6 separate regions of the Homo sapiens genome follow, and all the other regions are linked to region 1. The links are chromatin contacts, found by Hi-C or POLR2A ChIA-PET in ENCODE. All regions are on one chromosome and are shown on one strand. The core of a region is the stretch at or near the end of the contact, and the rest is flanking DNA. Distances in the headings are between cores, read along the strand shown.

Region 1 (3,764 bases), core at 517-3,016:
AACACTTTATAATAGAGTTGTTTTATGAAGTTAGTGCATACGCACACAACGTACTTTAGTCCTAGAGTTCATATACCAACCACATCAAATTATAACAGCACGCACAAAGATAAGCGGCACTTCAAATTTTACTAATGTCATTGTGGCTGATCATCACTTTATTCAGAAATGGTCCGTTACAATCCTCTTCCGTAGAGTTTGACTCTCTTTAAAGTCTATGCTGGACAGGGCATCTTCCTGGGTCCCTAGCTTTGGGGGAGGGTAATTCCTGCCAGGAAGCTGGTTCCACCAGTCCTGCTGTAGCTGCTGTCTGCCCTCCAGGACCAAGAAAGGACAGGTATTCTCAGTACATTATCCAGCTCTTCTTAAGAGGACAACCAGTAAAGGCTTCCCAAGGTGTTCCTACAGTTCTCCCTCAACTCCTAGGAAAACAAAGGTTCAGGCCCAGCTCTGTCACTTCGTATTCCGTTCTTGATAATATAGGTACTCCATAAGCCCCAGCCCACAGTCATCTGGCAGAGGATGGAGTGGAGGACATAATACCCAAGATACCCAAGGGGCTGCAAGGTAAAGGGTGGGTAGCAGAGAATTCAGCCAACTCTTAAGTTGCCGCTTGCGAAACGCAGCTAGCCCATCAGGTCTCCTTCGAAGGGGGAAGGTACGCAATTCAGAATGTGAGAATGAGAAACCCGGGACGCCGGGCATACAACAGGGATGGGAGGACTGCATAGAGAAGCCAACGGGCCGGCCAGCCCGAAGGGCGGAGATCGCTGCTGGGGGCGGCGGTGCCCAGCGGGTCAGAGCCGTGGGGCTGGCGAGGACCCCAGGCCGCGTTCGCCCGACAGGCTCCCCGGCGAGGTTTCAAACCGCCGCCCCCGCGAGGCGCTCAGCCGATTGGAAGTTCCACAACGACCGTCACTACCCAGGGCCGGAGCGGCAACTCCGCAGCGGAGCTCTGCCTGCCCGCTGCGTTCCCCCAAGAGACTAGACCCCACAAACTCCTCCTCCACCGCGGTCCCAACTCGAGTCCCCCCGCCGTCTCCGAGCACTCGGAGGGCGCCCCTCTGGGACGGGACCGACGCCTCGGACCGGGCTGCGCCGCGGGAGTTCGAGGTACGCGACGGGGCCGCGCGGGGGAGGCGGGCGGAACGGGCGCCCCTCGGAGTCGGTGTCCGGACGCAACCCCGCGACCCCCTCCGCCTCGCCCCTCGGGCACGGCCCGACTGGGATCCGACCCACCCATCCCGCCAGGTCGCGGGCAGGGCGAGGACCCGAGCGAGCCTACTCCTCCCGCCCCTGCTCTTACCCATCTTTCCGCCTCGCCTTGTAGACGTGACCGTAGGTGCCGCGTCCCACTTTGCACCCTTCGTACTCAAACAAATCCTCCACCCGCTCCCGCTCCGCCGCCAGCTTCGCCTTGAAATCATAATCCATTGTCTGCTTCCCCCATAGAGGCACGGGACGCGGGGGCCGCCGCCGCTCAGTCCCTCCTCCTCCTCCCCCCGCGACCGCCGCTCCACTTCTCCAACAGCCGCCTCTCGCGCGCGCGCGCGCGCCGCCCGCCGCCCGCCGCTCCGCGGTCCGCCTTCAGCAAGGGACTCCTCGGCGGCCACAGCAGCCACCTCCTCCACCTCTTCCTCCTCCTCCTCCGCGACGGCGGCGGCGGCTCCCGCAGGCACCCCCAGTCCCGCCTCCCTCCTTCATTTCCTTGTTTTGGAACCTGGTGGGCCGCGCCGTGGCTTCCTCGAGCTCATTAGCGAACTCACTGGCCCGCCCCATGGTCGCGGAGGCTCCTGGGAAATGAAGTCGCGAAGGCCTCAGCGGCCTGGGCGGTTTTGCCGGCGTAAGAAATACAGCTCCCAGGTTACCTCGGGCCACCACAGCCTCGCCCCCACAAAGCATGCGCGCCTGCGTACCAGGGCCGCCCCTCCCCCTCAGGTAGCGCACGGCTCCCGGTTCCTGTGAAGGTAGAAAGCTCGAAGTTCCAGTGTGCTTTCTGCGGTTCTCGGGGAGACACTGGAAAGAAGTGCCTTACTCTAGTGGGAAGGGGATACTTCACTGTAACTAGCCCCACGCAGAGAGTATGGAAAGCATTAAATCAGCACCTTGCTGAAGGGTTGGCTGCAGTGACTCGGGAGGCGAGGGCTGGTGAGGACAGTTGTACCGCAGCTTGTTTCTTTTCTAGGGCAGTGGGTCCGCCTATTGCCCCGCCCCCCGTCCCGCTGCTCATTGGCGGGGGCTGGAGAATGACGTCCTCGTTGGTGCGTGGGTATCCCCAGGCTTTGGCTTCTTTCCCGCTCTTGATTGGTGATTGGATGTGCTCGGTTCTTCCTGATAGGTTGATCTTTTTTCTTTACGATGCAAAAACCGTATTTCAAAAACTGAACCTTCAGCAGTTTCCTAGAGCCTGCCTTGGCCAGAGGAGAACATGCAACTTCTGAGCCCCAGCAGCCAATCATCATTTTCTTGGCGCTGTAGTCAGCTTTCTCTTAGCATATGCGGTTCCCATAACCAGGCTTTGGCCATCTGTCTAAGGACAATTAAAAGTGCCTGGAGGAAGCCGCGTTTACGATCCTTTGGGTTGAATTGTAAAGGATTTTTTATGGTCTATGCATGATGTGAGGTTCTAGAATGTTTAAGAAAGCCCCTTTAGTTAGGGTGAACGTTGATTGATTTCATTGTGTTGGGGCTCAGGACACACTACCCCAAATTATAACTGAAGGAGTCCAGAATATGCCACCCCAAAATACGCCACTCTGGCATATTGATGTCTTTTAGCAAAATAAATTAAGATCCAGCCAACACAGGAAAATGCTTCACTTATCCCACTACTGCCTAAAATAAAGAATAACTCTTCCTTTGTAAAGAGAAATTTACATTTCTAAAGGAAATTTTCGTAATTAAAGGAATCTTACCAGAAAGAGAGCTGCTGCTAGTCAACTTGTATCATCTGAGATACTTTTATCTGCATAAAAGTCAACCTTTATTCACCTTAGACATTTTTTCCTCTTATCCTCTCTTAACTTGTCTCCACCACTCCTGGAAGCCCCAAACCCCACTTTTGTTTTGAAGAGACTGGCCTTGCTGTGTTGCCCAGGCTGGCGTCCAACTCCTGAGCTCAAGGATCCTCCTGCCTCAGACTCCTGAGTAGCTGGGATTACAGGTCCGTGCCACCATGCCGGGCCCCACTTCCTTTTTGAGGTCAGGATGTAATATAAGTGTCAAACATCTGGCCCTTCTTTGAGTCTCATATTTTGTGGGACTCTTGTGCATACATACGTAATTAAAACTTTTTCTCCTGTTAACCTGACTGGTATCAATTTAGTTTATAGACCAGCTGAAGAACCTAAGAGGGTTTCCTCCCCTGTAATGGTGAGCCTAATGTCCCAAATGTTTGGGATACACACTTAAACATGATTGGTGCTAGGATAGGACATAACACATTCATTAGGAGGACAAAGAAGGGAATTGTCAATTCTACCCAAAGTGGTAGATAAGGAAAGAATAGTGAACTGCCTGCTAGGTTTTGAAAGAAACTTGGAAAACTAGTGGGAGGGGGAATGATTTACCTTATTTGCTACATCACCCACTCCTGGAAAACTTCCTTAGACCTTGAGTCTCTTCAGGCTGGGTGCAGTGGCTCACACCTGTAATCCCAGCACTTTGGGAGGCCAAGGCGGGTGGATCACGAGGTCTGGAGTTCAAGACCAGCCTGGCCAAGACAGTGAAACCCTGCCTCTTATTAAAAATGCAAAAATTAGCCA
Region 2 (3,764 bases), core at 1-2,500, 4.3 Mb before region 1:
ACGTACTCAATAAATTAGTTCATCCCTCATCCCTAGAGTTTCTTGGCTATATAATCTTCCGATCCCTCATATGCAAGCAAAACACCCATTAAAAATAGTTGGTAGTGTACTTAGGACTATTTAAAAATAGTTTCATTAAAAAACAAATGTGGCAGAGAATGGTGGCTCATGCCTGTAATCCCAGCACTTGGGGAGGCCAAGATGGGAGGATTGCTTGAAGCCAGGAGTTTGAGACCAGCCTGGGTGACATAGACCCCATTCTACAAAAAAATAAAAATAAAAAAATTAGTTGGGTGTGTGATATGTGCCTGTAGTCCCAGCTACCTGGGAGGCTGAAGCAGGAGGATTGCCTGAGCCCAGGAGTTCGAGGCTGCAGCAATCTATGATCACACTGCTGTACTCCAGTCTTGGCGACAGAGCAAGACCTTGTCTTAAAAACACATGTGTGCGCACACACACACACACATACACACACACACACACCACACTCCAAATGTTATATATCAGGGAGATGTTGGCTTTTCATAGTTTTATAATTAATTGGTTTGTGTGTTCACTTTTTAAAACTAGGTCAATAACTTTATCTTCCTGCTTTTTCCTCACAGCCCTGCCAAGCCCAAACATGTGGAACTAAATCTTAAAACCCCTAAGAATCTTGACAGTTTGGGAAATGAGCACAATCCATTTAGCCAGCCAGTTCACAAAGGCAACACTGCCACCAAAATCTCCTTATTTGAAAACAAACGGACAAACAGTAGCCCAAGACACACTGACATTCGAGGCCAAAGGAATACTCCTGCCTCTAGTAAAACGTTTGTTGGGAGGGCAAAGCTGAATTTAGCCAAAAAAGCCAAAGAAATGGAGCAACCTGAAAAGAAAGTAATGCCAAACAGTCCCCAGAATGGTGTGCTGGTTAAGGAAACTGCTATAGAAACCAAAGTTACCGTCTCGGAAGAAGAGATTCTGCCAGCAACCAGAGGAATGAATGGAGACTCTTCTGAGAATCAAGCTCTTGGTCCTCAGCCTAACCAAGATGATAAAGCAGATGTACAAACAGATGCTGGCTGCCTTTCAGAACCAGTGGCTTCTGCTCTGATTCCTGTCAAGGATCATAAGCTCTTAGAGAAGGAGGACTCAGAGGCTGCAGACAGCAAAAGCCTTGTACTTGAAAATGTAACCGATACAGCACAAGACATCCCCACCACTGTGGATACCAAAGATTTACCTCCAACGGCCATGCCAAAGCCACAGCATACATTTTCTGACTCACAGTCCCCTGCTGAGTCATCTCCTGGGCCTTCTCTTTCACTGTCTGCACCCGCTCCTGGGGATGTTCCCAAAGACACATGTGTTCAATCACCCATAAGCAGTTTCCCATGCACTGATCTAAAAGTGTCAGAAAACCATAAAGGATGTGTTTTGCCTGTGTCTCGTCAGAACAATGAGAAAATGCCACTTTTAGAACTTGGAGGAGAAACAACCCCTCCTTTGTCCACAGAGCGTAGTCCAGAAGCTGTGGGAAGTGAGTGTCCATCCAGAGTCCTCGTCCAGGTCAGGTCCTTCGTGCTCCCCGTGGAGAGCACCCAGGATGTGAGCTCCCAGGTCATCCCAGAGAGCTCTGAAGTTAGAGAAGTGCAGTTGCCAACTTGTCACAGTAATGAACCTGAAGTGGTTTCCGTTGCAAGTTGTGCTCCCCCACAAGAGGAAGTACTGGGCAATGAACACTCTCATTGCACAGCAGAGCTCGCGGCAAAATCTGGCCCACAAGTCATACCGCCAGCATCAGAGAAAACTCTGCCTATTCAGGCTCAAAGTCAGGGCAGCAGAACACCCCTGATGGCTGAATCCAGTCCCACCAACTCTCCCAGCAGCGGAAATCACTTAGCCACTCCTCAAAGGCCAGATCAGACTGTTACAAATGGCCAGGATAGCCCTGCCAGCCTTTTGAACATTTCTGCTGGTAGTGATGATAGTGTATTTGATTCTTCTTCTGATATGGAAAAATTCACTGAAATTATAAAACAGATGGATAGCGCAGTTTGTATGCCCATGAAAAGAAAGAAGGCCAGGATGCCAAACTCTCCTGCTCCTCACTTTGCCATGCCTCCTATTCACGAAGACCATTTAGAAAAGGTGTTTGATCCCAAAGTGTTTACCTTTGGTTTGGGGAAGAAGAAGGAAAGTCAGCCAGAAATGTCACCGGCTTTACATTTGATGCAGAACCTTGACACAAAATCCAAACTGAGACCCAAACGTGCATCTGCTGAACAGAGCGTCCTCTTCAAGTCCCTGCACACCAACACTAATGGGAACAGTGAGCCTCTGGTGATGCCGGAAATCAATGACAAAGAGAACAGGGACGTCACAAATGGTGGCATTAAGAGATCGAGACTAGAAAAAAGTGCACTTTTCTCAAGCTTGTTATCTTCTTTACCACAAGACAAAATCTTTTCTCCTTCTGTGACATCAGTCAACACTATGACCACGGCTTTCAGTACTTCTCAGAACGGTTCCCTATCTCAGTCTTCAGTGTCACAGCCCACGACTGAGGGTGCCCCGCCCTGTGGTTTGAACAAAGAACAGTCAAATCTTCTGCCCGACAACTCCTTAAAGGTCTTCAATTTCAACTCGTCAAGTACATCACACTCCAGTTTGAAAAGTCCAAGCCACATGGAAAAATACCCGCAAAAAGAGAAAACCAAAGAAGATCTGGATTCACGAAGCAACCTACACTTGCCAGAAACTAAATTTTCTGAATTGTCAAAACTGAAGAATGATGATATGGAAAAGGCTAATCATATTGAAAGTGTTATTAAATCAAACTTGCCAAACTGTGCAAACAGTGACACCGACTTCATGGGTCTTTTCAAATCAAGCCGGTATGACCCAAGCATTTCTTTTTCTGGAATGTCATTATCAGACACAATGGTAAGTAGCAATGTGTTATTATTTATTTGGGGTATTTTTAAAGCAAGGGAAGAGAAGGATGATGAGCAACTCATGTTATTCTTTTAGAAATGGTTAAGCTTATGTGCTATAGTTTTTATTCATTCATCACATATTTGAAAACCTGCAATGTACAAGGGACCGTTAGAGTGCAAGAAAAAAATGTACTAAGAGTCTTCACTGAAGGCATCTGTAGTCTTGCAGGGAGATAAAGCTACAAATGCTCTAAGGCACATGATCTTTTTTTTTTTTTTTTTTTTTTTTTGAGACAGAGTCTCGCTCTGTCGCCCAGGCTGGAGTGCAGTGGTGCAATCTCAGCTCACTGCAACCTCCACCTCCTGGGTTCAAGCGATTCTTCTGCCTCGGCTTCCCTAGTAGCAGGGAATGCAGGCGCGTGCCACCACGCCTGGCTAATTTTTGTATTTTTAGTAAAGACTGAAAATACAAATACGGGGGTTTTACCATATTGGCTGGGCTGGTCTCGAACTCCTGACCTCGTGATCCATCTGCCTCGGCCTCCCAGAGTGTTGCGATTACAGGTGTGAGCCATCCTGACTGGCTGGCAATAAATCTTTTAAGGCACATGTGAATTTATATGTTGTATTATGAAAGGTATAGGTAAGCTTTTAGAGTTCAGAGACAGATGAGTTGCTTTTTCTTACCTATTCTATGTAAAAATGCTCAGTGCTATACTTAGAATTTTGAAGATTTGTGAAGGAGCTTCCTCTATTTGGGAAGTCCCCAGCCAGGGAAACTTTTTCTTAATCCTTCTCTCTGTGAGATTCACTCTTTGTTCCCATAAGTAGCAATAGGTGTTT
Region 3 (3,764 bases), core at 826-3,325, 4.2 Mb before region 1:
TAAGTCAGAACAAAAATATAAAAAGGCATAGAAATAGTGACTGAATGACAACTGCGTATGTGAAGCACTGAAACAGGTTGACAAAGCATGGGATCAATCTTGAAAGAACTTACAATCAAAGGAGATGAAAAAACATGCTGATCATTGAGTAAAACTTACCACTAAAAGACATATCTTATAAAAAACTGAATTCTCTTCAAGCCTAATATAAAAAGAATAAAGGAAAACGGCATGCCCAACTGGTAGTAGCAATTACTACTTCAAAACAAAGAATACAAACGTAGACTTCATGAGACAATCACAGTAAAGTCATTTCAATGCTTTTTTTTTTTTTTTTTTTTTTTTTTTTGAGATGGAGTCTCACTCTATCGGCAGGCTGGAGTGCAAGGGCGCGTTCTTGGCTCACTGCAACCTCCGCCTTCCGGATTCAAGCGATTCTCCTGCCTCAGCCTCCCACCAACACAGTGAAACTCCCGTTTCTATAAAAATACAAAAATTAGCTGGGTGTGGCGGCGCATGTCTGTAGTCCCAGCTACTTGGGAGGCTGAAGCAGGAGAATCGCTTGAACCCGGAAGGCGGAGGTTGCAGTGAGCCAGGAAAGCGCCCTTGCACTCCAGCCTGCCGATAGAGTGAGACTCTGTCTCAAAAACAAACAAAAAACCCCATAAATTCTAAACTGACTAGGAAACAACTATACTTCCGAAGCCTGTGACGGATCTCAGAATACCACAAAGTTCCCTGGACAGAAATTTAGCTACAAACATAGGCAGGGCGCAATGGCTCGTCTGTAATCCCAGCACTTAGGGGGCGGAGGCAGAGGATCGCCTGAGGTCAGGAGTTCGAGACCAGCCTGACCAACATAGTGAAACCCCATCTCTACTAAAAATACAAAAAATTAGCCCGGTGTGGTGGCATGCGCCTGTAATCCCAGCTACTCGGGAGGCTGAGGCAGGAGAAATTGCTTGAACCCAGGATGCGGAGGTTGCAGTGAGCTGAGATCAGGCCACCGCACTCTAGCCTGGGTGACAGAGTGAGACTCAGTCTCAAAAAAAAAAAAGTTAGCTACAGACACAGTTCTCAAGTCTGAACTTACATATTTAAGGACGCATGAAAACAATCAAGCTTATATTTTGTCAATACAAATGGCCAGAAGGATTCCCTGGCCATTGCAATTTCAAAAATTTTGGAAATATTTGCAGAGGTATTGTTAAAAACCTAAATGATTCATTTATGTAAACCAAAGAAGCGTAGTCAATTTTTTAAAACGGCATACCTTATGAAAGTGATTTTTTTAAAAAAGGTAACAATGTCTTTTGAAAACTTACTTCTCATATTAACGTCTATAGGATTTACACTGGCAGCGTGAACTTTGACAATGACTTCATTTGGATAGTGTATGATAGGCATCATCATGTTCTGAGTGAATCGAAGCACTTCATTCTTCCCATATTTATCTATCACCCAAGCAGGCATGACAGTGCTCCTAGGAGAGGTAGTACTAATCCTTCTAACTGAAGGCTTTTGGACAACTTTGCTTCTCCAGAAGCAAACCGCAGTGCATGCATTTCTTCTAAGTACACAAGTCTTCAGAAATTCCATTGTAAACACTGGTTGAACTGCGTGCTCAAATTCAAATACACTTGGACTGGATCAAACTCTCACCCCTGAATTCAGTCAAATTCTGCCAAACCACGGGCTAGTTTCAAAATTAAGCATGCAAAACGGAGCATTCGAAAATGAAGCTAATCTAATGGAGAAACTGAAAGAAGAATACGGAACTGTTATTCCGCTCTTCGCATATGAAATGCTCGAATTAACGTTCCAGTCAGTATTCTGTCCATTCTCCTCCCTCACTTTCACCCCCTCCACTTTAAAAAAAAAAGGGGGGGCGGGGCATTAAAAAGCAGGTGCGCAAACCCCCTAGATCCCTGCCCTGTCCTGGGAGCCCTCGGCGGGACAAGCAGACACCGCTCGCGATCCAACGCCAGAGAATCGAACGCTTGCCGACTGCCGCCGCGACCCTGGCCCGGAATCTCCTTGCCTGCCCGCTCTCCTTAGCCGCCGGGATGGCTTTGCGGCGCCAACCAATCGCCTACAAAGATCATTTCCTCGGGCTGCAATTCAACCAATCCAAGTACTCGGTGTTGAAGGGCTCAGTGACAATTAAAGATGGCTGCGCCCATGTAACATCACTAGCGACCGGTGACCTCTTTTTCCCCCTTGCCTGGCTCCTGTGGTGGCAGGCTGGGCACGAGGACCATGCTGGGCCGGAGCCTCCGAGAAGTGAGTGGAATTGGCCCGCTGAGGCCCCCGGGAGGGCGGAAAGTTTAACGGACTTCGTTGACAAAGAGTCCCTGGGCCTTACCACGCATCTTGGCCCACCTCGCTGCTTCCTCTAGAACTGAGTGGGGGATAAGTACCTTTCGATTCTTCGGGTGTACTCGCCGTACCCATTCAGGAGTTAGGACCTTAGCAGGGAAATCTCTGCACCGCGGATCTGTAGGGTGGTGAAGCGGCTTCTCACCATTAGACATTTGCTCTGGTGTAGGTCGGGATCCGGATGGTCTCGGAGTGGGCTTTGCCAAAGGGGGCTTGCGGGGCCACTTCAGTCTCTCTTCTGTCCCCGACACTTAGCTGCAGTTGTCGCTAAGAAGCCCGGCGAAACTGTAGTTTGCAAAATTCAAATGAGTAATTTTTGGCTTTTTTCAAAGAATTCGTTCTCTAGGATTTACCTACCACTAAGATACCAGTGATTTCCTAACCCGTGTCTCCATGTCCTGGACGTCGTGTTTGAATTCTAGACTGTATTTGTGAATGCTTTCTGGGCAGTTCTTCTAAATGTCACATAAGCACCCTCAAATTCACTTTAATCGGTGTTGAAGTAATCATTGTAACAGGACTTACCTCTCAACCCCCGTCTTAAAAAAGCTCTGGTATTTCTGAATTCTTAATAGACTCTTTTTAATGGCACAACTATTATCTCATTTGCCTTTAGATTCTTCCTCATCTTTCATATCCAATAAATCACTAAGCCCTCTTCATTCTATCTTGCAGATATGGCTGGAATCTGCCCTCTTACGTTATTTCTGCTGTTATAGCTTTAATTCGGGTCTTTTTGCTTCCTGGTTCACGTCACTCAACCTTAGAACTGTCTGCAGGCCCATTGCTATCAGAGTCACATAAAGCACCTGTTGAAACTAAAACTATGCCCCACTCTAGACTTAATTAGAGCTGTGTGGTAAGTTCGGGAGTATGGTTTAATGGAGGCTCCAGGTGATTTCTGGTAAGAAGTAGGCGCTGATGACCTAAACTGCCTTCCATCTTCCTTTTTATTCCACCCTAGAAGTTGTCGTTTTGTTTGTTTCCCAGCTGGCAGCGTGGAATTATAATTATAGATAGCTGTAATATATAATGAGAAATTGAAATCCACAGGCTTTAAATAATAGTTCTTCCCCCAAAATACATTATTATGTTATCATTTTAAATTGCGTCGAATCAAATTTGTTCTTTAAAAAATAAATATGCCCGGCGCGGTGGCTCACGCCTGTAATCCCAGCACTTTGGGAGGCCGAGGCGGGTGGATCACGAGGTCAGGAGATCGAGACCATCCTGGCTAACACGGTGAAACCCCATTTCTACTAAATATACAAAAAATTAGCCGGGCGTAGTGGCGGGCGCCTGTAGTCCCAGCTACTCGGGAGGCTGAGGCAGGAGAATGGCGTGAACCCGGGAGGCGGAGCTTGCAGTGAGCCAAGATCACGCCA
Region 4 (3,764 bases), core at 569-3,068, 3.8 Mb before region 1:
GTTAGATTTCCAAGTGAAGATGTTAAGTAGGCAGTTGTAGTCTTGAATGCAAGAGAATGATCTCGGCTCGCAATACAAATTTGAGGATCGTCCATATATAGATAATATTTAAAGCCACGAAATTGTTGGAGATCGACTGGGGAACTAGGATAGATAAAAAGGAAAAAGATTAGAGGTCTAAGTATGGGGCACTTACTCTTTGGCATTCTAAGGATGTAATGAAAAAACAGCTGGCTGGGAGTGGTGGCTCATGCCTGTAATCCCAGCACTTTGAGATGCCAAGGCAGGTGGATCACTTGAGGTCAGGAGTTTGAGACAAGCCTGGCCAATATTGGTGAAACCCTGTCTCTATTAAAACTACAAAAATTAGCCGGGCATGGTGGTGCGTACCTGTAGTCCCAACTACTAAGGAGGCTGAGGCAGGAGAATCGCTTGAACCCGAGAGTGAAGGTTGCAGTGAGCAGAGATCATGCCATTGCACACCAGCCTGGGGGCCAGAGCAGGCCTCATTCTCAAAAACAAAAAAACAAAACAAAACAAAAGAAAAAACAGGGAAGAAGATTAAGTGGCAAGTGAGGTAGGTGAAACCAATGGGGTATCCTATAACTCAAGTAAGTTGAGGAATGAGACCAGACCTTTGGATTTACATTGCAGAGGTCATCTGTGACTTTGACTAGAAGTTTTGTTAGAATGTTGCAGGGTGACATCTTGTTTGGTGTATGAGTCAGAGTTCTCCACAGACAGACCTAATGAGAGAGGGATGGATGGATGGATGGATGGATGGATGGACGAATGGATGGATAGTTGGTTGGGAGGGAAAGGGGAATTGGCTCACGTGTAAATTGCGTTGGTCTTGAAAAGATGTTTCCTTAAACTGCGAGTCTGACGTATTTGCACATTTTTCTGGAAACAACGCCTATATCTCTTGGAGATGTTCAAAGAGGGCGGGCTCGGTGGCTTACACCTGTAATCCCAGCACTTTAAGAGGCTGAGGCTGGAAGATCGCTTCTCTTGAGTCCCAGCCTGGGCAATATGGCGAAACCCCATCTCTACAAACAAAACAAAACAAAACAAAAATTAGCAGGCCGTGGTGGCACACACCTGGAGTCCCAGGTACTGGGGAGGCTGAGGTGGGGAGAACAGCTTGAGCCTGGGTAGCAGAGGTTGCAGTGAGCCGAGATCGCACCATTGCACTCCGGGCAACAGAGTGAGACCCTGTCAAAAAAAAAAATGTTCAAAGGGGTTAGTGGTCCCAGAGAAAGGATCACTTCATTAATAATTAAGATGATTAGCCGGTCATGGTGGCTCACGCCTGTAGTCCCAGCTACTTAGGAGACTGAGGAACGACAATCGCTTGAACCCGGGAGGCGGAGGTCGCAGTGAGCTGAGATTACGCCGCTGCACTCCAGCCTGGGCAAGAGTGAGACTCGGTTTCAAAAAAAAAAAAAAAAGAAAAAAGAATTAAGATGGCCGGGCGCGGTGGCTCACGCCTGTAATCCCAGCACTTTGGGAGGCCGAGGAGAGCGGATCACGAGGGCGGGAGATCGAGACCATCCTGGCTAAAACGGTGAAACCCTGTCTCTGCTAAAAACACAAAAAAATTAGCCGGGCGTGGTGGTGGGCGCCTGTAGTCCCAGCTACTCAGGAGGCTGAGGCAGGAGAATGGCGTGAACCCGGGAGAATGGTGTGCCCCGAGCCTACTTCCCGCGCAGTCCTCCAAGACGCGGCCTCCAGCAGGGGTCGCTGCTTCGCTGCCGCCCTGGCCTCGCGCCCCGCCCGACCCGCTCTCACTGCGCCGGCGCCGGCGGAAGGGGCGGGGCGCAGATAGGGGTAGCCTGGAGGCCTGCAGTCCGCGCGGCCGCGGGGAGGGACGAGAGGGCCTGACGTACAGGTGAGTGCGCCTCTGCTGGCGCGCCGCGCCGGGCCCCCTGCCCGCGCCCCCTGTCACTTCGCCTCTCCGCCCCGCCCACGCTCCCGCCGGGTCTCCCCGTGAGTGTCCCGTGTCCTGCCAGCCTCGGGACGCCCCGCGAGCTCAGGGCTGCGCAGGGACTGTGGTAATTGAGCGCGGCGAAGCCTTCCGTTCCTGCCTCCTGTCGCTCCTGCTGGCTCCGAATGCAGACTGCGAACCCGGGGACGCAGTTGTCCATTTCCTTTGACCTTGGGGACCCAGGAAGGTGCACTGCCCGCGGGGGTGGGGAGGGAGCGAGAGGAATCCGACCCTGTCTCAGCCCACAGCCTCCGAGGTCTCCAAGTAAAGGGAAGGATCTTTAGCTGCATTAGACTTCAAAGCGTTTAGACCAGTTTCTCCATCTTACGGAGCGGTGAACGGGCTCAGGAATGTGGAGCGTTTCCTGGCGTCAAGCAGGTCAAAGTCAGCGCTGCTTTTTTTACAGACACTGCTTTTCTTACAGTCTTCGGTTAGTTCAGATTGTATACCTCTCCTGAAGATGTCACCCAAAACCTCCTATGGGATTCTGCCGTGATCATCTCTCCACTCATCCCACACCAACGCCAAAGAGATCTTTTAAAATGAACTTCCATCAGGTCACTTCCCAGGGTCCATCATTGCGTGTTCTTTTCCTGATTCATTCGAATGCACCCGTCCTCCTGATCAATTTTTATTCCACAGGGTGTTGTTTTGTTTTGTTTTGTTTTGTTTTTTTGAGACGGAGTCTTGCTCTGTCGCCCAGGCTGGAGTGCAATGGCGGGATCTCGGCTCACTGCAAGCTCCGCCTCCCAGGTTCACGCCATTCTCCTGCCTCAGCCTCCCCAGCAGCTGGGACTACAGGCGCACACCGCCACACCCGGCTATTTTTTTTTTTTTTGAGACGCAGTCTCGCTCTGTCGCCCAGGCTGGAGTGCAGTGGCGCGATCTCTGCTCACTGCAAGCTCCGCCTCCCGGGTTCACGCCATTCTCCCGCCTCAGCCTCCCGAGTAGCTGGGACTACAGGCGCCTGCCACCACGCCCGGCTAATTTTTTGTATTTTTAGTAGAGACGGGGTTTCACCGTGTTAGCCAGGATGGTCTCGATTTCCTGACTTCCTGATCCGCACGCCTAAGCCTCCGACAGTGCTGGGATTACAGGCGTGAGCCACCGCGCCCGGCCTGTTTTGTTGTTTTTTTTTTTGACACTCGCTCTGTCGCCGAGGCTAGAATGCACTGGTGTGAACTCGGCTCACTGCAGCCTCCCCCTCCCAGGTTCAAGCGATTCTTCAGCCTCAGCCTCCCAAATAGCTGTGACTACAGGTGTGCACCACCACGCTTGGCTAATTTTTGTATTTTTAGTAGAGACGAGGTTTCACCATGTTGACCAGGCTGGTCTTGAACTCCTGGCCTCAAGTGATCCGCCCGCCTCAGCCTCCCCAAGTACTGGAATTACAGGCATGAGCCACCGCGCCCATACTATTTTTATTTTAGATCTCACTGTGTTGCCCAGGCTGATCTCAAACTCTTGGACACAAGCGAGTCTCCTGCCTTGGCCTCCCAAAGTGCTGGGATTATAGGCGTGAGCCACCTGCCTGACCTCATCTTGCCCTCTCAATCCCCCTTACCCTGCTCCACTTTCTTCCCCCAGTGCATTAACCACCAGCTATCATATAATTTACAGGGTGTTTTTTTTTTTGTCTACCTGTTTCCCCTACTAGACTATAAACTCTACAAGAATAGGAATCTTCGTATTTTTTTCCTCTGCTGAATTCCTAGTGCCCAGATTAGTGCTTGGCACATGGTAAGTGCTTAATTAAGGGGAGGATGCCAGTGTTGCT
Region 5 (3,764 bases), core at 380-2,879, 3.2 Mb after region 1:
TGCTTCCTACAAATCAGACAGGACTTTCAGGAGAAGGAGCCTAGGATAGATTCTCTGTTAAATTTTGGAATCCCTTCTCTCAAGAGTAACCTACTATAAACTATTTACCAAGCCTTTGTGAAATCTGTATAACAGGTTACTACTCCATTGAGCAAGAAAACACAGGAAACAGGATTCGAAGATTTAATGTTACTGCTCATACTCCAAATTATAGAATGCTTAAGATAATTAAATTATCTGACTTTTATAATTCACTACACGGTGACCTCAAATTTACCTCATTAGAATATTTAGTACTTCTGCACTTCTCCCACTTCTCAAAGTTTTCCCATACCAGGATTCCCCACCACCTAGGAACAGCCTTTGCAAGATACCAATGCTCTCTAAATCCCCAAAGCAGGGTCTATTTCCTGATCGAACAAAGAGCAACAAAGAAGTGGGTGGTAACCACCTCTCTGAGGCAAGCCAGGACCCATGGAGTCTGATCTACAACACAAGCAGTAGCAGTTCCACATCTCCCTACCACCTCTTATTTCCTACGAAGTCTTTCTGCCTGAAACTGGAAAACCCGAACTATTATTGAGGAAGTGAAGCCCTTCCATTTGAATCCTGAGAAAGACGCGCTCAAAGAACCCAGCGAACAAAGGAGAGGGTTGGAGCCCACGCAAAACATGGGTGTGATAAAGCCACACGCGACCTGAGCCCCCACCCTCAGTAACTACTCTCCAGCGCCCACCGGGAGGAGGGGTCCGGGGAAAGGGTAAGCCGAGGAAGGAGAAGACGCTCCGGCCAGACCGAACGCAGGGTAGGGGAGGCGAGCAGGCGAGGAGGAGGGAAGGGGACGGGAGGGGCGGAGCTCTCGCGGCCGCGGGGCTTTGTGTAGAGTCAAGGCCGGGATAGAAATTTTGCCTCGCGGGGGACGGGTCGAGGGGGTAGGAGGCCGACGCGGGGCACCCCAAACCTGCGTTGCCACGAATGGTGGGCGGGAGAAGGGAGAGAATGGGCCGCCCCCTTCGCCGCCGCCACCACCAAGGCGGGGTAGGCCGGCGCCGTCCCCAGCGGCGGCCACCTTCGAGGCTGCGGACTGCACGGCCGAAGGGGGAGAGGCAGGAGACAAGACGGGCGGGCCCCCTGATTCCCGCCCGCAGGAACCGCGGGGGCTGCGCCAGGAAGAGGGTCTCGTTCTAACTGTGCCGGGCCGGGAACGGGTTAAGATGCGGCCAAATGTCGGTCCCTCCTCCTTCCCACCCCTCAGCCCCGGCGCCCACTCGCGACGGCAGCCGCGGAACCCAGCGCCCGGCCCCGCGCGCCCACCCCGACACCGGCCCGGCCGCTCACCGTCGTAGTAGTAGCAGACTTTTTTTTTGCCGCCTCCTTGACTGTACGCCATGGGCTCCCCGGCCACCGCCGCCACCGGGCTCCTCCTCCTGCTGCTGCTGCTGCTGCTGCTGCCGCCGCGGCTCGGCCGGGAGAGAAAAGGGCTGAGGGAAACGTGGGGGCGATAGTCCCGCGGGGAAGGGCAGGCCGGTGGGAGGAGAGGAGGGGGCGCCGGGAAGGCTCGGTACCACCCGGCAGAGGTGCCGAAAGCTCGGAATCGGAGGTGGCAGCGGCACCAACTCGCGAGGAGGGGGCCACCAAACCACCTCAGGAGGCCGCAGGGAGGTGAGCGCATCCACTGCGGCCTCCACGGGGGAGGAAGGGGCACGGCTGGAGAAGGAGGCCGTTTCGGGCTCGAGGTTAGAGGCCCTGTTAGGGTGAACAACCTGCGCAAGGCGGCGCCATACACAGTGTTAAAATGAGGAAGAAGACAAGCTTTCGCTGCGCAAGTAGATCCAGGGAGCGTGCAGCCGGGTGGACGTTCTCCCCCTCAGGTCTGCGCGCAGTGGTTGCGCCTGTCCCCGAGCCTGCGCAGTCGGCGCCTCGTAGCCTTGGCGGTCTGGACCCCTCCTCGGCGTCCCACGCTGCTCCCCTCCCCCACTGTCGCGAAGCTCCCGCCCAAGCCGACCACGTGCCGCGAGCCCGGCGGGGAGAGCCCACTCCCGCGCCCCTTCCGGGCCCACTACCCCGCCGGGCTGTGGCCCATCGCCCCAGTGCCTGGTAGCCTAGTTTTCTCGTTTGTCGTTTGTTCACTTATTTATTATTATTATTATTATTTTGACTCGTAATGGGTATGAGGTGTAAGGGGGCCTATTACGGATGTTAAGGGGAGAGGGCACCGCTCGGGTTTTAATAAGCATCTGTGGAGCTCATTTATAAGGTACAGTTCTAAGCACTTGCATTTATAATATATTCCATTGATAATCTATTTATAATATTTAATCTCATTTAAGACTCTCAACAACTCTAGGAGGTAAGTGGCAATTGTACTCCTTCTTTATAGGTGGAGGCAGATTAAGGAACTTGTTCTTACTGCTAACTGATAAGTCTGGAGGTTTGAACTCATTCTGCAAACTCCACGCACCCTAGCTGTTCCACTCTGCAGCAATGCTGCTGGCTAGACACTGGAAGATTGGAGCAGAAAGACTTTCGAAACTCTTGGAGGTTATGAATACAAGTGTTCCTCTGTTAAATAAATCCACATTTATCAAGTACCTACCTTAAGCCAGCCACCTTGCAGGTGAGGGCTGGAGGCTAACAGCCTGTTTTATAGCACCCAATCCCAGTTATATAAAATTGCTATCCCTACCCCCCAAATACACCCCTATTAAAAAAAAAAAAAGGCTGTATTGATGCTGGAATTTAAGAGCCACTACCAAAAATACCCCTTTTAATTTGCTGTTTGACTTCAAAATCCCGAAAGTGTTCATGCTTAAAGCAGCAATTTTCCCCAACCTCACCCCCAAGAGATTTAGAAAAAGTTAAGTCCAGGGTGGCCCCTGCCCTCCCTCCGCCCCCTCCTCTGTATTTTTAACAAGACCCCAGGTGACTGATGAAGTTGCTAGAGAAATTACGGTGAGTGAAACACTGGCCTAGAGGTAAAGTTAATTGACCTTCTAAGTTGTGCTCTATCAAGTACAAAATCAACTTGGAAGATTCTGAGAACAGAATAAGTGAATTTAGTAGAAGTGAATGTTCTTCCCCAGGGCCAACACAATGAAGTCTGAAATGACACTTTGTTTCTTTTGGGAAGACTTCCCTGACCCCTCTCCCGCCAAGACTGTTCTCCATGCCATGTACGTTGTATGCTGTAGCTCAACACTTAACCATGTTGCAGTTGCCCACAACTCGTCTGAATGTCCCACTATGAATGGAGTGTCATAAATGAAGGGACCAGGTTTATCTTGCATGTAATAGTTTCTCTAGTGCCTGTGACTTAGGGCAAGTCACTTAAACGTTTTTTGAATTGCCTTATCTGTAAAATGGGGCAGTATTACTTGGAGAGTAATATTCAGAATCTCAAATAAGAAAATTAATATGGAATACTTTTAAAAAATGAAGAATTATGTGAATAAGGGATTATTAGGATTACTATAATAACAGTGACAATTACTAAATTACTGTTTGCACCCACAGCACCTAACATTGAACTTGTGAGAAGAGCCTGGACATATCTTTTGACTAGCTGAGAAACGTATTTATTATTTAATAATTTTAAACCAATAGAAGCAAGTTACATTACCTTTAGAAACTGGTGTGGGAGGAGTTTTATCCCATGATAGGAGTTGGCCAAGAGAATTCTGTCTATAATCTCTACTATGTTAGCAGAGCTAAAAGTGGCATCAGTTATTGAAACCCATTGACAAGCTCCAGATTTCATTGACCAC
Region 6 (3,764 bases), core at 593-3,092, 3.0 Mb after region 1:
ACAAAGAGTCTTTAGTCTTCCTTAATCCCTAGGGCTATCCCAGACACACACACACACACAAAAAGTATCAAATTTTTAGTTGTTCCCAAAAGTGATCTTTTCTCCCCAAAAATGTTTACTTACTGACAATTTATAAATCAGATGGCAAAAGTGTTTATAGGAGGAGAGAGCATCACGGGGCGATCCATCTCTGGCAAGAAGTTTCATTTCATAAGACACCCATGATTCAAGCAGACGTGATCAATCACCCCCCAAGAACAGACACCATGACCCATTCACTCCTGACAGACCATACTCTTTATAGCCTCTGTTCCATAGCACTTTGGATGTCTGCTAAATTGTTATTTGTTACAAAGCATGCTTTTGCTATGACAGATTCCTCCAACTCCTTCTCCCTGCTGAGCCCATGGAATCACAGCTGTGTTGTACCACAAGTGCAGTGTTGTCAAATCTTAGCTTTGTTTAATTATTCAAGTTGGTTCCACCACAGAATTAAACTGCCTGGAGGTATTATGGGATTTCAGCACAAACAACACACATGACCACATAGATGCCAACCGTTGCCAAGTATCTACGTGGACTCCACTTCTCACTCACAGTGGTAACTAACAGCACACCCTCAGTAACCAGGAGCAGGACTAGATGGAACAGTTTAATCAAAGACAGTTTGCCTCCAAACTGTATCGCAGTCCTTCAGGCTGGGAGTCCTTGCATGCTCAAGGCCAGCATAAATCAGTCCAGCCTAGAAGATACCTCCTCAAAACTTAGGTTCTGGCCAACCTACAAACTCTAGTTCAAGATTGTAGTTTTCCAAATTTAACAGAAATGTCAGAATTAATTGTGTTCTCTCAGATTTACCTTTTCCGTATTCTCCTCCAAAGTATTTCAAAAGGCATGGAGAAGTGTTTATACATGAGCTAGATGTTGCCCAGTACTCTAGTGGAATTACGTCAAGAATAACTTGGAGTGTGTATTGTTTTTCATCTCATGAAATAAAAAAAAAAATAGGATATTAGGACAGGAAGGATACTTTTCTTTTTGTTTCTTTGTTGGTTTGTTTTGAGTTGTTGTTGTTTTTGTTTGAGACAGAGTCTCACTCTGTGGCCCAGGCTAGAGTGCAGTGGTGCGATCTCAGCTCACTGCAACCTCCCCCTCCCGGGTTCAAGCAATTCTCGTGCCTCAGCCTCCCGAGTAGCTGGGACTACAGGTGTGCACTAGCACGCCCGGCTAATTTTTGTAGTTTTAGTAGATGGGATTTTGCCATGTTGGTCACGCTGGTCTCGAACTCCTGGCCTCATGTGATCCACCCACCTCCGCCTCCCAAATTGCTAGGGTTGCAAGTGTGAGCCACCACGCCCAGCCAGGAAAGAGATTTTAGAGATCTAGTTAGAGCCCCTCATTTTGCAAAGAGGAAATGAAGGTCCAGGGTGATAGAGTCCCAGTAGCAGATCTCTGACTGCCTCTGAGTCTGGGGCTCTCCCACTGTGCCACACCTCCTCCAGCCACTGAAGGGAGACTAAAGGAGGCCTATTTTCTGCTCTCCACTCTCCTCTCTTTCTCTGCACCTAAGCAGGGGTGACTGTCTCTCCCTTGAAGGAAGAAAAGACTTAAATATGCAATCTTTCTGCTGTGTTCCTGTGTAAACTGTGGCCAGAGTGAGGAGAAGGAGGGGCAACTTTGGGAAAGTCATATTTATAGGGCAGAGTGCCTCCCCAATCCCCTACAACATCCTGGTGCCTCAATGTCTATGAGCTGAAAAATCAGCGCATAGAAAGAGACTCTTCTTGGCCACCATGTAATGAGGAGTGCAGCTGCACTGGCGACCGCACAATTCCCAGGAGCAACCGGGCAACGCTCCAGCTCCTCTGAGAACTGCTGGGCTGGCAGAGACAGGGCCCTGACTTTTTCCCTCCACACTTGGAAACATGCATTACTTGAGCTCTCCCATGCTGGGAGGGGAGAAGCAGATTAAGCTACAGAAGTTGAACCAGAAGGTACTCTTTTACAAGGCTCAGCCATCATTTCTCAGTGCTGGGCTAATTTACAGAGAAACATGGAGAAAAAGATAAATAGAGGTTTTGGAGTAATGTGCACTCCTAATATGTCAAGGATTTGTAGCTTTATCTAGTTCCTTCTCACCCAACTTAAACTTAGATTTCTTAAAATTTTAAGGGACCTGAGAAATCAGCAAGCACAAAATAGCAATTAACTAAGACTTCCTATCTGTAATGGGCTTAAAGCCTTTCAACCTATCATCAGATGAAAAAATATATATAAATTTTAGTTTGGTAACTTGTAGTAATAAATTATTTTCTAGGAGAAAGGGAAGATTGAGGCTATTACCTAAAAATTTCACTTGTCTGTGAATTTTACACCTAAGTGTTCTCTTTGTATCTCGTTAGCACAAGTAACATAGGGTTGCATATGGGTCTAAGTAGCTTTCCAGAAAAATGACTCATAAAATGCAGATTATGTACCAGGTGCTTCACATGCAAAGCCAGATAACAAAAACAAATAGGACTTCGTCCTACCTTCAAGGAGCTTATAACAGAGAAATTACAACAAAGGAAGTAAGTGGACAACTCTTTTTCATCATTTCATCTATATGTTTTTACTTTCATCTATATGTTTTCATCATTTCATCTATATGTTTTTCCTTTTTATTTATTTATTTAGACACAGAGTCTCACTCTGTCATCCAGGGTAGAGTACAGTGGCATGATCATAGCTCACTGCAACCTCAAACTCTTGGGCTCAAGCAATCCTCCTGCCTCAGCCCCCTGAGTAACTAGAGCTACAGGCATGCACCACATGCCTGGCTAACTTTTTGATTATATTTTTGTAGAGATAGGTCTTTACTATGTTGTCCAGGCTGGTGTCAAACTCCTGGCCTCAAGCGATCCTCCTGCCTTGGCCTCCCAAAATGCTGGTATTACAAGTGTGAGCTAACATGTAGGCCTTGTATTTACTTTCTAACCTCTGATCTCCCTTCTAAGCTCCAGTCTTGAACATTCAACAAACTGGTTAGCGCCTGCCTCCTCTGCACCCAAACATTCCATCATTGCATTTTCAACCTGAAAATGCCTAAAACTGAATGCATTATTTTTCCTCCAAAATTGATTTTCCACCATTTATCAATGGTATCACAATTTTTAACATAATCTAAACACAAGACCTAGAAATGGGTTTTTATTTACCCCTTTCCTTATCCTCAAACTCAATTGCAATGTCTTATTGGTCATCTCTTTATAATCTGAGGATTCCACTCTCCTGCTCTAGTTTCTCTGCCTTACACCTTTATATCTGTTCCAAGATATTCACATACTCTTGCACAAGTAACTAATTCTTCTGATTTTTTCTGCCTCCAAGCTCTCTCACCAACTCACATGCCATCACCTGAGAAATCTCTTGAAAATGTCTCTTTGATATGGCACTCAACTGCTCAAAAAATTTTTGTATCTAATCTTTGCTTATAGAAGAGCCTAATCATCTTAGTTTGGTATTTGCAACATCCCTTCCTCTAGTTTACTGTCCATCATCATCACTCCTGGTTTCCCAAAGATATATTCTTTCCTATGGGCACCAGTTGCTAATATTTTTTCTCTACCTGGAATGACTTCACCCCACCTCTCCCATGACCACTGGATTAGCCCATTTTCACACTGCTATAAAGAAACACCCAAGACTGGGTAATTTATAAAGGAAAGGGGTTTAATTGACTCATAGTTCCGCATGGCTGGGGAGGCTTCAGGAAACTTACAGTC

What was found. Hi-C counts contacts between places; a loop is a spot of excess contacts on that map. ChIA-PET counts read pairs that join two places held with the same protein, here RNA polymerase II (POLR2A). Pooled maps may share reads with other maps.
Region 2: a loop to region 1 is called in a pooled map, with 13 times the contacts of the local background. The contact joins the enhancer-like site here to the promoter of CDK19 in region 1. A Hi-C loop is called at or near these places in 2 of 168 maps with a recorded cell type or tissue (both naive thymus-derived CD4-positive, alpha-beta T cell), 1 of 37 single-sample maps with no recorded cell type and 9 of 50 pooled maps.
Region 3: a map of CD4-positive, alpha-beta memory T cell shows a loop between it and region 1 (20-fold over the local background). The contact joins the promoter of RTN4IP1 here to the promoter of CDK19 in region 1. A Hi-C loop is called at or near these places in 1 of 168 maps with a recorded cell type or tissue (CD4-positive, alpha-beta memory T cell) and 6 of 50 pooled maps. POLR2A ChIA-PET finds 5 or more read pairs at or near these places in 1 of 52 experiments (T-cell).
Region 4: a map of B cell shows a loop between it and region 1 (21-fold over the local background). The contact joins the promoter of MTRES1 here to the promoter of CDK19 in region 1. A Hi-C loop is called at or near these places in 1 of 168 maps with a recorded cell type or tissue (B cell) and 6 of 50 pooled maps. POLR2A ChIA-PET finds 5 or more read pairs at or near these places in 1 of 52 experiments (T-cell).
Region 5: a map of CD8-positive, alpha-beta T cell shows a loop between it and region 1 (13-fold over the local background). The contact joins the promoter of HDAC2 here to the promoter of CDK19 in region 1. A Hi-C loop is called at or near these places in 2 of 168 maps with a recorded cell type or tissue (CD8-positive, alpha-beta T cell and naive thymus-derived CD4-positive, alpha-beta T cell) and 8 of 50 pooled maps. POLR2A ChIA-PET finds 5 or more read pairs at or near these places in 1 of 52 experiments (activated T-cell).
Region 6: a loop to region 1 is called in a map of transverse colon, with 32 times the contacts of the local background. The contact joins the enhancer-like site here to the promoter of CDK19 in region 1. A Hi-C loop is called at or near these places in 1 of 168 maps with a recorded cell type or tissue (transverse colon). POLR2A ChIA-PET finds 5 or more read pairs at or near these places in 1 of 52 experiments (BJ).

What each region holds. Positions count from the first base shown.
Region 1 is chr6:110,813,703-110,817,466 of GRCh38, forward strand. It overlaps CDK19 (cyclin dependent kinase 19), which reads right to left and starts at 1,767. Exons shown (of 13, transcript NM_015076.5): 1 at 1,307-1,767. The coding sequence starts at 1,434. It also overlaps a transcript of AMD1 not described here. RefSeq lists enhancers at 518-627, 862-1,414, 1,988-2,067 and a silencer at 1,038-1,347.
Region 2 is chr6:106,518,526-106,522,289 of GRCh38, forward strand. CRYBG1 (crystallin beta-gamma domain containing 1) reads left to right here. Exons shown (of 22, transcript NM_001371242.2): 4 at 606-2,928. Among named protein-coding and RNA genes, the nearest start is that of RTN4IP1, 110 kb to the right of the region's middle. RefSeq lists enhancers at 740-1,939, 1,162-1,651, 2,392-2,441. Within about 2 kb of position 1,251, at least 24 of the 41 ENCODE cell types and tissues checked have a DNase peak (open chromatin) inside an H3K27ac peak, as active enhancers do.
Region 3 is chr6:106,627,423-106,631,186 of GRCh38, forward strand. RTN4IP1 (reticulon 4 interacting protein 1) reads right to left here and starts at 2,076. Exons shown (of 9, transcript NM_032730.5): 1 at 1,326-2,076. The coding sequence starts at 1,599. It overlaps QRSL1 (glutaminyl-tRNA amidotransferase subunit QRSL1), which reads left to right and starts at 2,156. Exons shown (of 11, transcript NM_018292.5): 1 at 2,156-2,283. The coding sequence starts at 2,260. RefSeq lists enhancers at 2,158-2,297, 2,328-2,387.
Region 4 is chr6:107,026,381-107,030,144 of GRCh38, forward strand. It overlaps MTRES1 (mitochondrial transcription rescue factor 1), which reads left to right and starts at 1,819. Exons shown (of 4, transcript NM_016487.5): 1 at 1,819-1,891. RefSeq lists a silencer at 1,638-2,107 and enhancers at 2,218-2,327, 2,438-2,537.
Region 5 is chr6:113,969,519-113,973,282 of GRCh38, forward strand. It overlaps HDAC2 (histone deacetylase 2), which reads right to left and starts at 1,630. Exons shown (of 14, transcript NM_001527.4): 1 at 1,339-1,630. The coding sequence starts at 1,390. HDAC2-AS2 (HDAC2 and HS3ST5 antisense RNA 2) reads left to right here and starts at 183. Exons shown (of 10, transcript NR_125845.1): 1 at 183-760. RefSeq lists silencers at 771-1,090, 1,301-1,600, 1,542-1,985, 1,961-2,140 and an enhancer at 1,147-2,125.
Region 6 is chr6:113,824,134-113,827,897 of GRCh38, forward strand. No RefSeq gene overlaps it. Among named protein-coding and RNA genes, the nearest start is that of MARCKS, 31 kb to the right of the region's middle. Within about 2 kb of position 1,843, at least 12 of the 41 ENCODE cell types and tissues checked have a DNase peak (open chromatin) inside an H3K27ac peak, as active enhancers do; they include transverse colon, where a contact is called at or near this core.